Regions from separate parts of the Homo sapiens genome. Here region 2 is linked to region 1. Evidence: chromatin loops called from intact Hi-C (ENCODE). Cell type or tissue: OCI-LY7. All regions are shown on one strand.

Region 1 (2,500 bases):
GTGATGAAGCTGGGAGAACTGGGGAAGGGCAAAGTCTGGCTGAAGGCTGGTGGGACTGCTGGTCCTGGTTTCCACATGTACTGGAACCTGACCTTTCATTCATATCACCTCAGAAAGCAAAGACCCACACTACAGCCTGTGGCTGTTAAGACCCACAGTCTTTCCAGGATCTTCTGACTCAGAGCAAACTTAGGATGGGAATTTGACAAACCCTGCAGCTCCAAGCTAGGCTGGACACCCTGAAATTGACTCCATCCATAAATTTTTCAGCCTGAAGGAATCTGATGTGACAAGACAAGAGCTCAGGGATCTGGAATATCAGGGAAGGGGGAAAAAAGTGAGGACTTCTGAATATTTGGACATAAAGGTTACTATGTAGAAATAAGAGGCCAAATTACAGACGTGTGAATAATATTCATTTTTGAATCAAGAGCTTAAGAAATTAGGATGGCTACCCTAGTCTAGGATCCTCATATTACTAATTTCTTCCGCCTCCACAAACACTCTGGGTAGGGAGATTCTGCCATTAACTAGCTCTGCTGTCCTAAGCAGGTGGCTTCTTTCTGCCTCACAGCCCTGTTCCTCCTCTTTGAGGTGTAGGTGCTGGACAGGATCTCCTATGCCTCCAGCCCTAACGTTCCTCTGCCTGTCTGCAGGGGGATGCAGGAGGGTGGCTGCGGGACCACTGCCTTCAGACCGGGGACGCCTTTCTCATCGTCTTCTCAGTCACCGACCGACGGAGTTTCTCCAAAGTTCCAGAGACCCTACTTCGGCTCCGGGCTGGGAGGCCGCACCACGACCTACCCGTTATCCTCGTTGGAAACAAGAGCGACTTGGCCCGCTCCCGGGAGGTATCACTGGAGGGTGTGTATCCTGAACAGATTCCATACTTGCGATCTCAGGGGAATGCTCTCCCTTCCAAGTCACCTCTTCTCCCTAAGGCCTTTTTACCATCGCGGACGCACTCACTTGCAATCAGACCCAGGCTAGGGGGACACTCCCAATGCCCCACTCGAGGATCCTGAGAATCCCTTCTTGTCACTTCCCCTCACCTCTCTCCTAGGCCTCCTTCTCCCTCTCCTTCGCACCTCCACAGACCCACCATATGAGCTCAGCCATGTTCTCTCGGTTGCAAGATTCACTAGTACCAATCCCTTGCCACCGCACGCCCAGGCCCTCCCTAGACCCACCCTCGCCCCGGGTCCCGTACAGCCCAGCGGGCGCCTGAGCCGGTGCCTTCCTGCAGAGGGCCGCCACCTGGCCGGGACGCTGAGCTGCAAGCACATCGAGACGTCGGCCGCACTGCACCACAACACGAGGGAGCTCTTCGAGGGCGCGGTGCGCCAGATCCGGCTGCGGCGGGGCCGAAACCACGCCGGAGGCCAGAGGCCCGATCCGGGCAGCCCCGAGGGCCCTGCGCCACCTGCACGCCGCGAGAGCCTCACCAAGAAAGCCAAGAGGTTCCTCGCCAACCTGGTGCCGCGCAACGCCAAGTTCTTCAAGCAGCGCTCCAGGTCGTGTCACGACCTCTCGGTGCTCTGAGCCGCGGTCGCCATGGCCACTGCGGTCGCCATGGTCACCGCGCCCTCCGCTCGCCCCCCCTCGCCCCGCCCCGCCCCCGTCCGGCTTCCTTGGTGGAGGCCGTCTAGGAAACCAAAAACTCCCAGGATGCCCCGGTGTGACCGCCGGGGGCGGCCCGGGGCCGCTCGGCGGCACCTCCACACCCGCCCCAACGCGTTCTCTGGAGCTTTGGGCCTCAGGGCGCCTAGAAGGCGAGGACGCAGACCTGAAGGCGGCCGGTGAGCGGGGCGGGTTCTGCTGGGTCGGGAAGAAAAATAATTCTGCAAGGTATTTTGTTTTTTATTAATTCGCGCTTGGCCACCTCATCTGTAAAGAGATTCTAAAAGCAAGATCTGGAAAAGTGCTTCGTAGACTCCTTGACGGAGTTTGCCTCCTTTGTACGCTGCGTGAACATGCCTCACCTTTAAGAGAGTCTTAAAGGTAAAGACACGAAAACACTTCCTCCAGGGACCTTCCCGAAAACGTTCTGGCTCTCATCTGGTGCGGCATGTGTCCACTTTGCCTTTAAGGAGTTCTTAAAGGCAAGGGCCTGGAAGTGCTGTTCCTGAGATGGATTCTCTTGACTTACCAGTCCACCACGGCACTTCCCCTTTAAGGTTATTAAAGGTAAGGGGTGGACAGACTTTCTGCATTCAGATAATGAGCAGTGGCAACCCCTTTTGGCCAGGGCCAGGGGGGCACCAGCAAGGGGCCACCCTTTCCCTTTTCAATAAATAATTTTTGTACTGCCTCTGTTCACTTTTGACTCTGTTCTTGGAGTCTTTGGGGAAGGAATGGGTGTTGATGGAAACTGCTGTTACCCACCAGAAAACTCAGGCCCAGAGGAGCAAGGAACCTAACTCTCTAAGGAGGCTCTGGAACTGACTTGGCCTGGGGTAGTCCATGTCATAGGGCCACAGGCCCTTACAGATAATCAGGT
Region 2 (2,500 bases), 960 kb before region 1:
GCATTGGAATTGAGGAGGAATACTGTTATATCAATAGATAAGTCAAAAGATCTGCAGAGATTTGTACAAACCTTCTTATCATAACATGATGTATTTGTACTTTAGGAGAAACAACAACATACATAGATGTGAGGCTAGAGGATTATTGTATCTTACATTGTCTGTATAATTCATTACAGGTATCAAATATGTGTCAATCTCCCAGTTCCATCACAGGTGCAATGATAAAATACAGTAGTTGGTCAAATGATCATTTTTCCTCTCAATGTGACCATGTTTATTTTCAGATTTGTTAACAAATTAAGAGTTGGTTGATCCAAAAGAAAGTCTGCATTGGGTGAGCTTCTCAGCCAGTACATAGAGAAGTGTGAGATGACACACACTAGTTTGCTATACCAGGAAACCTCTGTTTCCTGTTCTAGGGCAGCAGTAGCAGCAGCACATGGCCCAGTAATTCTTCTCTCACCATGCCAGGTTCACTTCACAGTACAGAGTCCTGAAAATAAAGAAGAAAATTTTTTTTTATCTAGAAAAAGAACCAAACATGTCACTTTCTAGCCTGCTGAAGGTGGTCACAGCTTCACTGTGGCTAGGTATGGGTGGCCCAGTGGGAATGGACTTTCTGTATGAACTAAGGACTTTGGAAGTATCTTTATGGAAACTTTGGGAAGGAGGGGTAATGGGGTACAAAAATTGAATTTCTTTGTCCCAATCCACTTTATCCTTAAACCTTCAAATTCTATCTTTTTTCCTTCAGGACCTGGCATTGCCCAGAAGATAACTCAAACCCAACCAGGAATGTTCGTGCAGGAAAAGGAGGCTGTGACTCTGGACTGCACATATGACACCAGTGATCCAAGTTATGGTCTATTCTGGTACAAGCAGCCCAGCAGTGGGGAAATGATTTTTCTTATTTATCAGGGGTCTTATGACCAGCAAAATGCAACAGAAGGTCGCTACTCATTGAATTTCCAGAAGGCAAGAAAATCCGCCAACCTTGTCATCTCCGCTTCACAACTGGGGGACTCAGCAATGTACTTCTGTGCAATGAGAGAGGGCACAGTGACAGAACTGTCGGAGGGAGGTGTACAAAAGCCCTGGGGACCTGCTTGAGACCTCCACCTGCTGGAGAACCAAGGCGGGAAATCAACATCACAGACAGGAAGTGGCTACAGCTGTGGCAGCCCAGATGCAGTGTTGTAGGAAATACACTTAACTCTAAGAAAATACCTCTTTAAGTTCATAGACCATGATCAAAGTTATCATTAACTAAAAACTTTCTTATCCCTGAATCTTTGGTTTAAAGTTTAGACATACCAAATTTGTGACTGAAGATTGAAGAGAAAAAACTGCCACAATAAACAATTTGCCATTTGGCTACTAAATTGAACTGGATTCAAAAACATGTGACTGAAAAATCATTTAAAATATCTGTGAATTTTCATATCAATTTGTTCAGTAAATACTGGAGATCTAAAAAAAGTTCATGAAAAATACGTATTATAAAAACTATTTTTGGATTTCAATTTTTTTTTGCACCAAAATAAACTTACACTTAAATTGCTATAACATATGTAGACAGGATCTACTTTGAGGCACTAAGAAAAATAGGACAGCAATTTGAAAAGAACCCCTATTAGAGCAACAGATTCTGCTAAAATGAAGCAAAGGAAAGCTTCACATTTATGGTGAAGGTTGGGTAGTAGAATGGTGAAATCATCAATTCTCTATGAAACTTTACGAAGTCAGTGCTCCAAATAAATCAGCAGTTAGCAAGTGGATAACTCATTTTAAGAAGGGATGAGACAATGTTGAAGGTAAATCCTGCAGTGGTAGACCATCCACACCAATTTGTTTGGAAAAAGTTAACCTTATTTGTGCCCTAATTGAAATGGACTGATGATTAACAGCAGAAACAATAGCCAACACCACAGACACCTCAATCGGCCCAGCTTACACAATTTTGACTGAAAATTAAAGTTGAGCAAACTTTCCATTCCATGGGTGCCAAAACTATTGGACCTAGATCAGTTGCAGACAAGATCAGAGCTTTCAATAAAAATTTTAAGCAAGTGGGATCAAGCCCCTGAAGCATTTCTTTGAAGAGCTGTAACAAGAGATAAAGCATGGCTTTACCAGTATAATTCTGAAGGCAATGCACAATCAAAACAATGGCTACCAAGAGGTGGAAGTGGTCCAGTCAAAGCAAAAGTGGACCAGTAAAGTGCAAAAATTATGGCAATAGTTTTTTGGGATGCTCAAGGAATTTTGCTTGTTAGCTTTCTGGAGGGCCAAAGAGCAAAAACATTTGCTTATTATGAGCATGTTTTGAGATATGTAGCCAAAACTTTAGGAGATAAATGCCTAGGAAAGCTCCACCAGAGATTTCTTCTTCACCATGACAATGATCCTGCTCACTCCTCTCATCAAACAAGGGCAATTTTGTAAGAGTATTGATGGAAAATCGTTAGGCATCTACATAGCCTTGATTTGGCTCCTT

Evidence for each region. Peaks named below come from ENCODE experiments on the same cell type or tissue, not always from the same donor. Only the 100,000 strongest peaks of a DNase experiment are listed, where the experiment ranks them.
Region 2: a loop joins it to region 1, with 12 times the contacts of the local background. A loop is called at or near these places in 2 of 110 quality-filtered maps.

What each region holds. Positions count from the first base shown.
Region 1 is chr14:22,885,368-22,887,867 of GRCh38, forward strand. REM2 (RRAD and GEM like GTPase 2) reads left to right here. Exons shown (of 5, transcript NM_173527.3): 4 at 657-864; 5 at 1,247-2,311. The coding sequence ends at 1,542. Among named protein-coding and RNA genes, the nearest start is that of REM2, 3.4 kb to the left of the region's middle. RefSeq lists silencers at 1,101-1,170, 1,411-1,740. In OCI-LY7, CTCF peaks have their summits at 1,282 (motif pointing right) and 1,483; DNase peaks (open chromatin) are centred at 1,294, 1,614, 2,104 and 2,464; H3K4me3 peaks cover 2,007 bases; H3K27ac peaks cover 1,814 bases.
Region 2 is chr14:21,923,594-21,926,093 of GRCh38, forward strand. It overlaps TRA and TRAV14DV4. Among named protein-coding and RNA genes, the nearest start is that of OR4E1, 250 kb to the left of the region's middle. In OCI-LY7, a CTCF peak has its summit at 1,104 (motif pointing left); DNase peaks (open chromatin) are centred at 428 and 1,098; H3K4me3 peaks cover 1,036 bases; H3K27ac peaks cover 2,107 bases.